Regions from separate parts of the Homo sapiens genome. Here region 1 is linked to region 2. A link is a loop called in an ENCODE intact Hi-C map of the cell type or tissue named here. Cell type or tissue: heart left ventricle. All regions are shown on one strand. Each heading gives the region's core, and the rest is flanking DNA. Links, peaks and the distances in the headings are about the cores only. Region 1 overlaps GNG7 (G protein subunit gamma 7). Region 2 holds the start of LOC124904614 (a long non-coding RNA gene).

Evidence for each region. A loop is a pair of places that touch in the nucleus more often than their neighbours do. Peaks named below come from ENCODE experiments on the same cell type or tissue, not always from the same donor. Only the 100,000 strongest peaks of a DNase experiment are listed, where the experiment ranks them.
Region 1: a loop joins it to region 2, with 2.7 times the contacts of the local background. A loop is called at or near these places in 62 of 110 quality-filtered maps.

Annotation. Positions count from the first base shown.
Region 1 is chr19:2,541,457-2,546,819 of GRCh38, forward strand. The region is part of intron 3 of GNG7 (G protein subunit gamma 7); the gene reads right to left. Among named protein-coding and RNA genes, the nearest start is that of GADD45B, 68 kb to the left of the region's middle. RefSeq lists enhancers at 113-932, 1,753-2,572, 2,207-2,266, 2,573-3,392, 3,393-4,211 and 5 more and a silencer at 2,757-2,846. In heart left ventricle, for the core only: a CTCF peak has its summit at 2,288; DNase peaks (open chromatin) are centred at 2,295, 2,655, 2,875 and 4,985; H3K4me3 peaks cover 1,578 bases; H3K27ac peaks cover 3,490 bases.
Region 2 is chr19:2,491,820-2,497,182 of GRCh38, forward strand. It overlaps LOC124904614 (a long non-coding RNA gene), which reads right to left and starts at 2,963. Exons shown (of 2, transcript XR_007067090.1): 1 at 2,712-2,963; 2 at 1-1,091. RefSeq lists enhancers at 2,506-3,213, 2,872-3,166 and a silencer at 2,956-3,335. In heart left ventricle, for the core only: no CTCF peak of the experiment used is centred there; DNase peaks (open chromatin) are centred at 3,032 and 3,662; H3K4me3 peaks cover 1,963 bases; H3K27ac peaks cover 2,111 bases.

The DNA of each region.
Region 1 (5,363 bases), core at 205-5,204, 50 kb after region 2:
GGGGGCAGTGGCTCACGCCTGTAATCCCAGCAGGTTGGGAGGCCGAGGTGGGTGGATCACGAGGTCAGGAGTTCGAGACCAGCCTGGCCAAGATGGTGAAACCCCGTCTCTACTAAAAATACAAAAAACAAAAAAATTAGCCTGGCATGGTGGTGGGCACCTGTAATCCCAGCTACTCAGGAGGCTGAGGCAGGAGAATCGCTTGAACCTGGGAGGCGGAGGTTGCAGTGAGCCGAGATCACGCCACTGCACTCTAGCCTGGGCGACACAGCAAGACTCCATCAAAAAAAAAAAAAAAAATTAAAAGGTAAGCTGGGTGTGGTCGCACAAGCCTGTAGTCTCAGCTACTCCGGGAGGCTGAGGCGGGAGGATGGCTTGAGGCCAGGAGTTTGAGGTTGCAGTGAGCTAGGGTTTCACCATTGCACTCCAGACTGGGGGACAAAGTGAGACTCTGTCTCAAGAAAATAAAAATAAAATAAGAAAGGCTGATCAGGGCCGAGGGCTGAGATGGGAAGAAATGGTGCTTCTGTACCCAGTGCTGCTGGGCCTCCTGTCTGGGGCTGGCTGCAGGGCGGCCCTTCCAAAGAGCTCCCTGTGGCAGGTGCACAGTCGGGCCTTGGCTAGGCTCATGGGAGGCAGCGCTGTGTGTTCTTTTTTTTTTTTTTTTTTTTTTTTTGAGATGGAGTCTTGCTCTGTCACCCAGGCTGGAGTGCAATGGCGTGATCTCGGCTCACCGCAACCTCCGCCTCCCAGGTTCAAGTGATTCTCCTGCCTCAGCCTCCCGAGTAACTGCGATTACAGGCGCTCACAACCACATCCAGCTAACTTTTGTATTTTTTAGTCGAGACGGGGTTTCACCATGTTGCCCAGGCTGGTCTTGAACTCCTGGCCTCAAGCAATCCACCCACCGCGGCCTCCCAAAGTGCTGGGATTACAGGTGCGAGTCACCGCGCCTGGCCTGGGGTGGGTTTTTTCATTTGTGCACTGAATGTTTATTACTGACAGCCAGCAAGGAAAGGGGGACTGCGCCCTACGACTGCAAGGAAGTGAATTCAGGAAGAACCTGAATGAGCTGGGGACGACAACTGGAAGCTTCGCGTCAGACAGCAGGCGGCTCACGTTTCAGTTTCAGCCTGGGAGACCCTGGGCAGAGGACGTCATTGCACCATGACCTCCAGAACTGTAAGCTCAGGCAGGCGTGTTGCTCTAAGCCACCACATATGCAGTAGTTTCTTATGCAGTGTAAGGAGCTGATACGCAAGGCCAGGATGGGACTGGTTGGGGTCTCCAGGCTGGAGGGCCCCCCGGTGAGCAGGCATGGGGTCCCACAGCCCAGGACAGCTTCAGCTCTTATTTGCCATCTGCTGCTGCTAGGTGTTAGACGCTGGACTGAGCATGCTGCACACATCATCTCTGCTGTTTTCCTTTTTTTTTTTTTTTTTTGGTGGTTTTTGTTTTGTTTTGTTTTGTTTTTGAGGCAGAGTCTCGCTCTGTCACCCAGGCTGGAGTGCAATGACGCCATCTCGGCTCCCTGCAACCTCCGCCTCCCAGGTTCAAGTGATTCTCCTGCCTCAGTCTCCCGAGTAGCTGGGATTACAGGCATCCACCACCACACCAGGCTTATTTTTTATTTTTATTTTTTTGTAGAGACAGGGTTTCACCATGTTGGCCAGGCTGGTCTCAAACTCCTGATCTCAAGTGATCCACCTGCCTTGGCCTCCCAAAGTCCTGGGATTCCATGTATGAGACGCCGTGCCTGGCCTCCTTTTTTTTTTTTTTTTTGACACAGGGTCTTGCTCTGTCACCCAGGCTGGAGTGCAGTGGTGCAATCACAGCTCACTGCAGCCTTGACCTCCTGGCCTCCAGAGATCCTCCCACCTCAGCCTTCTGAGTAGCTGGGACTACAGGTGTGCACCACCATGCCCGGCTAATTTTTAATATTTTTTCTTTTAGAGCTGGGGCCTCACCGTATTGCTCAGGCCAGTCTCAAACTCCTGGGCTCAAGCAATCCCTCTGCTTCGGCCTCCCAAAGTGCTAGGATCCCGGGCATGAACCCCCGCTCCCGGCCTGCAATTTTTCTTTTCACAGCCCTGAGATGAGGGTGCAGCATTAAAACCCGTGCAGAGGGTGGCTGCTTCTCCATGAGCCGAGCAAACCGTCCTCCCATGGCTGCTTCCTGTAAACCGGCTCCTAAGGCCAGCGGGCGTTTGCTCTCCTGACGGCACAGGAAGTCAGGCTCAGCGAATTCCAGCTCAGAGCGGGCTCTGGCGGCTTCCAGGCAGCTCCACAATGAGGCGGCTGCGCTTTTCCAGTCTGCTCATCAAAGCAGAGCCAGCCTTGTGTGGCGCGGCGTGCCGGGGTGAGTCAGCCCCGGGGGAAGGTGGCCTTGAAGGCGGGAGGGGCGGCCGGCCTGCAGCAGCAACGTGAGAACAGAAGCAACCTTCATCTGGCTCTAAAACTTCCAGAACCAGTAGCTTTATAGCTCGCAGAGCTCCTGGACTCTTTCCTCCTGGGGGTCTGGCAATCCCCCACCTCTCACCCCTCCAAACCTCTGCCTGCCTCGAAAAAGGAAAGAAAAATAAACCCCAAGCAACAAAACCAGCAACCAGATTTGGCAGGAGGGGAGACAATGCTTGGAGTGGAAACGTCAGCCCTTCCCCGTGGAGGGATGACTGCTTCTGAGAACACAGTGTTCAGAGACAAGAGAGACAGGGTGTTATGTTTAGAGAGGAAAAGATCCAAACCCAAACAAAATGGAACAGTAGTTTGGGAGAGAAGAGAAGGCTCCGAGGCACTGTGAGGAACAAGTCGCCTTCGTACAGTGGCTGGGGCAGCTGGGTTTGCAGAGAGCTGTGTCCCTGGGCACCTGCGTCAATGTGCACATCTGCACGCCTGCTGTGGGCACGAGGGCCTCAGCCATGAGCACCCCCGGGAGCCATGAGGACCTCAGTGCATCTCACAGAAGCCCCTGAGGACAGTGTGCAGTGGCGCGATCTCGGCTCACTGCAACCTCCGCCTCCCGGGTTCAGGAGATTCTCCTGCCTCAGCCTCCTGAGTAGCTGGGGTTATAGGCGCCCCCCACCCCCACCACGCCCAGCTAATTTTTGCATTTTTAGTAGAGATGGGGTTTCACCATGTTGGCCAGGTTGGTCTCAAACTCCTGACCTCAGGTGATCTGCCCACCTTGGCCTCTCAAAGTGCTGGGATTTTAGGCATGAGCCACCGTGCTGGGCCAACAGTGGCTCTTAATTGGGGGGGTGGGTGATTCAGCCCCGCCAGGAAACCCTGGGCGATGCCTGAGACATCTGTGGTTGTCGGGGTTGGGGGAGCTCCTGGCATGGAGTGGGTGGAGGCCAGGGGCGCTGCTCAGCAACCGTAAGTGCCCAGCACAGCCTCACCCCAGAGAAGGATCTTACCCCACTGTCCACAGTGCTGAGGGAGAAGACCCTGAGTTAATTATTTGGGGAAAATGGGGTTCAATCCCTACCCACACTAGAATAAGCTCCCAACGGGATGGATGGTGTGAACCAGGGGGACCCCCAACTCCTGGGATTCACCTCCTCTCTCCCTCCCAGCTCGGTGTGGATTTCATTGTGTGCAGCCTCCTGGGACCTCAGCACAGCAGAGGATCATGGGACGCAGAGTCTCTTGGGGGTCCGTGGAATCCCCTATCCCTGGGGGTTTCACCTAGAGGTAATTCCGTCCCCCAGGGGACCCTGGGCGCTGTCTGGCGACATCTGTGGTTGTCGTAACTGGGGGGTGCTCCTGGCATGGAGTGGGTGGAGGCCAGGGATACTGCTCAGCACCCTGCAGTGCCCAGGACAGGCCCACCTCAGAGAACAATCTGGCCGCCATGTCTACAGTGCCTAGGGGACCCTGGTTTAGACTCTGCAGAAAGGTGCACACATAGGCCGGGCACGGTGGCTTATGCCTGTATTTCCAGCACTTTGGGAGACCGAGGCGGGCGGATCACTTGACGTCAGGGGTTCGAGACCAGCCTGGTCAACATAGTGAAACCCCATCTCTACTAAAAAAAAAATCAAAATTAGCTGGGCATGGTAGCGCATGCCTGTAATCCCAGCTACTCAGGAGGCTGAGGCAGGAGAATTGCCTGAACCTGGGAGGCAGAGGTTGCAGTGAGCCAAGATTGCGCCACTATACTCCAGCCTAAGCAACAAGAGCGAAACTGTCTTAAAAAAAAAAAAAAAAAAAAAAGGCCAGGTGCAGTGGCTCATGCCTGTAATACCAGCACTTTGGGAGGCTGAGGTGGGTGGATCACCTGAGATCAGGAGTTTGAGACCAGCCTGGCCAACACGGTGAAACCCCCTCTCTACTAAAAATACAAAAAAATTAGCCGTGAGTGGTGGTGGGCACCTGTAATGCCACTACTCAGGAGTCTGAGGCAGGAGAATTGCTTGAACCCGGGAGGTAAAGGTTGCGGTGAGCCAAAATCGCGCCACTGCACTCCAGCCTGGGCAACGGAGCGAGACTCTGCCTCAAAAACAAAACAAAACAAAACAAAACAAACAAACGAAAAAGAAAGGTGCACACAGCTTCCAGAGCGGACACAGGGCATCAGGGTGAGAAGGCACAGGGCAACGATCAGGCGTTGATGTGTCCCCTGGCAGCTGGGATGCAGGCCCCCCACGGCCTGCCATGTTCTCACCAGGACGCCAAAGAGGGGACCCACGCAGAGCCCGGGGAGCCCGACTGAAATGGAAACTTCAATACAAGAGACAGGTCTGAGACTGGCCACACCTGCTGCCCGCTCCACAGAACCCCAGGGCCCCCTCAGCAACCAGGGTCTGCATGCAGAGACCCTGCACCCAGCGTGGGCACCCACCCTGCACCTGCAGCCTCTCCAGGGCCAGGTCGCCCAGCAGGGCCTGGGAGGGCGGCTGTGTGTGGGGCCTTCCGTGCCAGCTCTGACCGTTGGTGGCTCTGTGACCTCAAGGCAGGGCCGTGGGGCCCAGGGCTGCGGGCGGGAGGGCCTCTGCCACATGGAAGGGAGGGCCGCACTGGCTGGAAAATAGTGCCTTGTGACTGTCCCTGTCAGTGTGGGCCCTTTGCTCTCAGGCTAAATCGGTCCCCGGGGCAGCTATATTTAGAAGGGGCTAAAGAGAGGGAATGAATGAGGTGCCCACGAGAAAGTGAAAAATAGACCAGCGGGGCAGGTCCCGCCGCTGCCTTCAGCCGGAGCTTGGAGCCTAAGAATGAGCCGGCTTGTTCAGACAAAGAGGCCGCGACGACAGAGGGTGACGCGCCGCCAGTGTGGGTTTGGTCGCCGCGGTGACGGGAGCAGGAGAAAAGAAAAGCTGCTCTCTGTCCACCCGGCGGTGGGGTCGGCGGGGGCGGGGGATGAC
Region 2 (5,363 bases), core at 109-5,108:
AAGCCCACGCCTGAGAGTACACACTCATGTCCAGGAAACACCTGAGTCCACTTTGATTTGTTCACCTCCAGAAGCCAGAGCCTGGTGCCCACACACAGGCCCTCATGCAGAGACACGCATTTTCTTTCTTTTTTTTCTTTCTTTCTTTTTTTTTTTGAGATGGAGTTTTGCTCAGTTGCCCGGGCTGGAGTGCAGTGGCGCGATCTCGGCCCACTGCAAGCTCCGCCTCCCGGGCTCACGCCACTCTCCTGCCTCAGCCTCCCGAGTAGCTGGGACTACAGGCGCCTGCCACCACGCCTGGCTAATTTTTCATATTTTTTTAGTAGAGACGGGGTTTCACCTTGTTAGCCAGGATGGTCTCGATCTCCTGACCTTGTGATCTGCCCACCTCGGTCTCCCAAAGTGCTGGGATTACAGGCGTGAGCCACTGCGCCCGGCCGCATTTTATTTTTTCTTTTCTTTCTTTCTTTTTTTTTTTTGAGATGGAGTCTCGCTCCATCGCCCAGGCTGGAGTGCAATGGTGTGATCTCGGCTCACCGCAAACTCCGCCTCCGGCTTCAAGTGATTCTCCCACCTCAGCCTCCCGAGTAGCTGGGATTACAGGTGCATGCCACCACATCTGGCTAATTTTTGTATTTTTAGTAGAGACAGGGTTTCACCTTGTTGGTCAGGCTGGTCTTGAACCCCTGACCTCAAGTGATCTGCCCACCTTGGCCTCCTAAAGTGCTGGGATAACAGACGTCAGCCACCGTGCCCGGCCAGGATTTTGGACACACAAATATCCCCTCTCTTCCCCTGCAAGCCTACCTGTGCTACCCACCCCAGCCATCCCCTCCTGAGGTGTCTGTCCTTCCATGCCTGAAGGGGTTCATGGGAGTGTGGGGAGTCCTACACCCCACCTGTGATTTTCCATCATTTGAGTTCTCCTATGGCTCAGACCATTGCCTGCAGGAAGCTCCAGAAACAGCCAGGGTTGGTGGGATTAGAACTGCACAGGTGGGGAGGTGATGCCCATATACCCTAAGAAACTATCCTTCCATTTCACAGCCGGAGAAACCGAGGCCCAGAGACAGGAAGGTCTTCTTGTTGAGCTAAGAAGAGAAATAGAGGGATGATAAACGGATGCCCTGACTGGGCCCCCTCAACCATCTCCTCTTGCAGCCAGAAACAGTAGGTTCCTACCGCCAACAAGGGTGGGGACAGGAAGGTGGGGGACCAGGGTGGGAGGAGGAGATGGGAGTGAGGCCCTGGGGGGAGGTGGAGCCTATGTCCTGGAGACAGACACAGAGGTGGGCGGTCCGGAGACACCCACCTCCTCAGACAGGCACGGGCTCTGGCAGCTGGTGACAGAGACACAATCTGGGGCACATAGGCACTGTCTGTCCCTCCTGCCGCCGATCTTCCTCCCCAGCCTCTGATGGGGATTCTAGGGGCTGCTGGGGCCCCTGCAATTGTTTTGGCATGAGTGTGCATACCTGTGTGTTTGTGTGTTGGGTGCACATGCTTTATTTTTATTTTCATTTTATTTATTCCATTTCATTTCATTTATTTCATTTCATTTCATTTTTTGAGACTGAGTCGTGTTCTGTCACCCAGGCTGGAGTGCAGTGGCACTATCTCAACTCATTGCAACCTCCGCCTCCCAGGTTCAAGCGATTCTCCTGCTTCAGCCTCCGGAGTAGCTGGGACTACAGGTGCCCACCACCATGGCCGGCTAATTTTTTGTATTTTTAGTAGAGATGAGGTTTCACCACGCTGATCAGGCTGGTCTCAAACACCTGACCTCAAGTGATCCGCCCACCTGGGCCTCCCAAAGTGCTGGGATTACAGGCATAAACCACCGCGCCCGGCCTCACTGAGCATGTTTTGAAGGCGAGTGCGTTCCTCTTGACTGCTGAACTTTCATTCTATGAACCGACCTCCGTTGACCTGTTCCCCTCTGAATGGAGGGGTATTTGAGCTCTTCCCAGGTTTTGGTGATGAGGAACAAAGCTGCTACGTGCATTTACCTCCTGGTCTCTGTGTGCTCCTAAGTTGTGTATTTCTTTCAGATAGTACCAAGAGAAGTGAGGTTGCTGGGTCCCCGTAACCTTATAGGGTAAATACTATTATTACATCCACTTTGTTGATCGGGAGAATAGACGCCGCCAGGCCTCCTGTCTCTCGCTTTCACACAAAGGCACATACGGCAGACACGGACCCCCATCACTCATCCATCACTTTCCCATCACTCACCGCAGACCCTCCAGGACCCACGCAGAAACCCAGGGCTCCCCCACGGTGCACGCAGCACCCAGGCTGCCCGCCCTCCACCCAGGGCCGCGTCACGCCCGACACCCCCGGAACAGACGCCTATGAGGCCTGCAGCTCCAGACGGGCTGCAGACACACAGCGATTTGTTCATCTTTCCAGCCACCCCGTCTGGTCCTGACAGTAATTAGCTCCCAGACTGGTGGGGAGACGGTGAACAGCCTGAGAGTCATCGCCCACGGCTCCACGCCCACAGGCCACGGGCACCGGGAGAGAGGGTGAATGAGTGTGTGTGTGTGTGTGAGTGTGTGTGTCCGGAATCTGTACTCTCCAGCCAGGGCTCCCCATCCTCCTGCAAAGGGCCAGCACCGTGCACGGGTACCCACGGCGCCTTCCAAGGGGAACGTGCACAGGCATACCCACTGTTCATTCCACGAAGGATCGTGCACACGCATGCCTACCTTTGCATTTCACGCGGGATTGTGCACACGCATGTCCACCGTGCCTTCCACGCGGGATCGTGCACACGCATGTCCACGAACTCCTGCACACCTACACCCACCAGGCCTGCCCATGCGATGCGTCCCTGCAGACCCACTGTGGACGCCTGCTTGTCGGCGTCCTGCGCATCCCGCGTGAGTGGAGTGTGCACTCGTGGAGGGGGCGACTGAGTGCGGGGCAAGCGCAAGCGCAAGCACACTGGGCTCGCGGAGGGTGGAGAGAGGCCGTGCGCGTTCCCGGGGCTGGCGCGGAGGTGGGGTCAGCGGCGCGGGAGAACGCCCCGCCCCGCTACCGCCAGCCCGGAAGACCCACGGCGGCGGGCGCTGGCGTCACGGGTTTCCACTGGGGCCCCGGCGCCGGGGCCGGGATTCCCTGGCGCAGGAACGCCCGTGACGGCGGCGCCTGCCTGCGTCGGCCACGCTGGGAGGTTTGAGCCTGGGGATGACATCAGCCCCTGCGTTTCTGGAGCTGGCCCGGGCGGGACGGGGACTTGGAGAAAGCAGTGACACCCACTTTCGTTGACTGCCAACCCGTGCAGAGCGCTTAGTGCGTGTCCGACCGTGAGCTGAGCGCTGTGATGCGGGTGCTGTTAATGTCCCATTGCACAGATGGGGAAACTGAGGCCGGCGCACTGCCCGCCCCGCCGGGCCCCCAGAGTGAGGGCCCGGGGCTGGGAGCAGCCTTTTCCCAGCGCCCTCTGCAGTGTAGAGTCCCACCAGCTTGTCTCCCGCTCTCTCCTGCACAAGCCGGCTCAGAGAGGGTCTGCGGGTGTCCTGGCACCACCCAGCAAGTTGGGTGCTGCAGCCAGCTCTGTCCATACAGTTGGTCTCTGCCCAGCTGCGGTGGCCAGGGGCGGTGCCTGAGCCAGGGCGCCCGGGCGGCCCGGTGGGGTGTGCCCAGCCGCTGCCTTCCTGCTGACGCCGGTGCCAAGGGATCTAAATATAGCCTGGGAGGAGGCAAGGGCTATTTTTAACGCGAGTGGCTTGGCCCCTCCCAGTTCCCGGGTCAGGAGCCCTTTGGTCCAGGATTTTGGGGAGGGGCAGGGGCGAGGGGGAGCCAGGGGCCCCACACCCGCCTGGGCCTGCCCCTCTGCCCACACCTGGCCCTGGAAGACTCTAGGGGACGAAGGGCCGTAGAGGGAGGGCAGGGTGGGGGGGCTGTCGCAGGTCACCTTTCTTAAACGCCACCTCCTCTCTAGCTGCCGACCAGCCCTGGCCTTTTGTTGGGCCCAGAGACTGCTTTCTATTTTGGGAAGGTGTTGGAATAATTTCCTTGGCTATTTTTAGCCGGTTCGGGGATTCCTCCACTCAGGCTGGCCGCCCTGCCTCTCCTCCTCCTCCTCCTCCTCCTAGTCGTCTTCCTCCTCCCGGCAGACCCAAGGGCGGCCTCCTTCATGGAGGGCAGTCAGGGACACACAGTCCCTGAGCCAGACCCAGAATGGGGAGACCCCTATATTTCCTGGGTCGGGGAGGGAAGGGAGCTCTGAAGGGCGTTCCCACGTTCCAGGTGAGCAGGACTTTCAGACCTCTGGGAATCCATGACGCCAGGTATCTGAATTCTGTCTCCAGGGCAGGGTGGGGCGACCCAGCAGCCTCTGACCTTTCACCTCCTTTCAGGGTTGTCACAGGAAAGTGGCCTGCTGAGAACAGACCTTGACTCCCACATCCCTAGGCTAGGGGCTCCCATGTTCCCAAGAGGAAGATCAGTGTGATGAGGGTAAACTGAGGCACAGAGGGGACACTGGGATGGGACACATCTTGGGCTCATTCCCTGATGGTTTCATTTCCTTCCACATTCTACCTTTGTTTTTAATTTTTTTTTTTGATTGTTTTGAGACAAGACGGAGTCTCACTCTGTCACCCAGGCTGGAAGAGTATGCAGTGGCACAATCTCGGCTCTCTGCAACCTCTGTCCTCTGGGTTCAAGCGATTCTCCAGCTTCAGCCCCCTGAGTAGCTGGGATTACAGGTGCACGCCACCATGCCCAGCTAAGTTTTGTATTTTTAGTAGAGACGGGGTTTCACCATGTTGGCCAGGCTGGTCTCGAACTCCTGACCGCAGGTGATCCACCTGCCTCTCCTCCCAGAGTGATAGGATTACATGCGTGAGCCACTGTGCCTGGCAGCAGCGCCGTCATAGCTTATGGCAGCCTTGACTTCCTGGGCTCAAGTGATGCCCCCAACTCAGCCTCCTGAGTAGTGAGGCCTATATAGGCATGTACCACGATGACTGGCTAATTTTTGAAAATTTTTACTAGAGATGGGGTCTCTCTGTGTTGCCCAGGCTGGTCTTGAACTCCTGGGCTCAAGTGATCCTTCCACCTTGGCCTCCCAAAGTGCTGGGATTCCAGGCGTGAGCCACCGGGACCAGCCCTCATGCTGCCTTTTAACAGCTAAGCAACCTTGGGGCGATGACTTCACCTCTATGTGCCTCTTTCAGGAAAGGGGGTGACAGTCACATGGACTAATGGTAAATAGGTGAGGGAATATATGAAAGGTCTTAGAACAAGCTCCTGGCAGAATGGAGCTGAGGGTCCTGGAAAGGACGCTGGGATATGGCTGGCTGCAGGACAGAGGAACATCCCGGGTGCTGGCTGGTTCCACATTTTGAGAG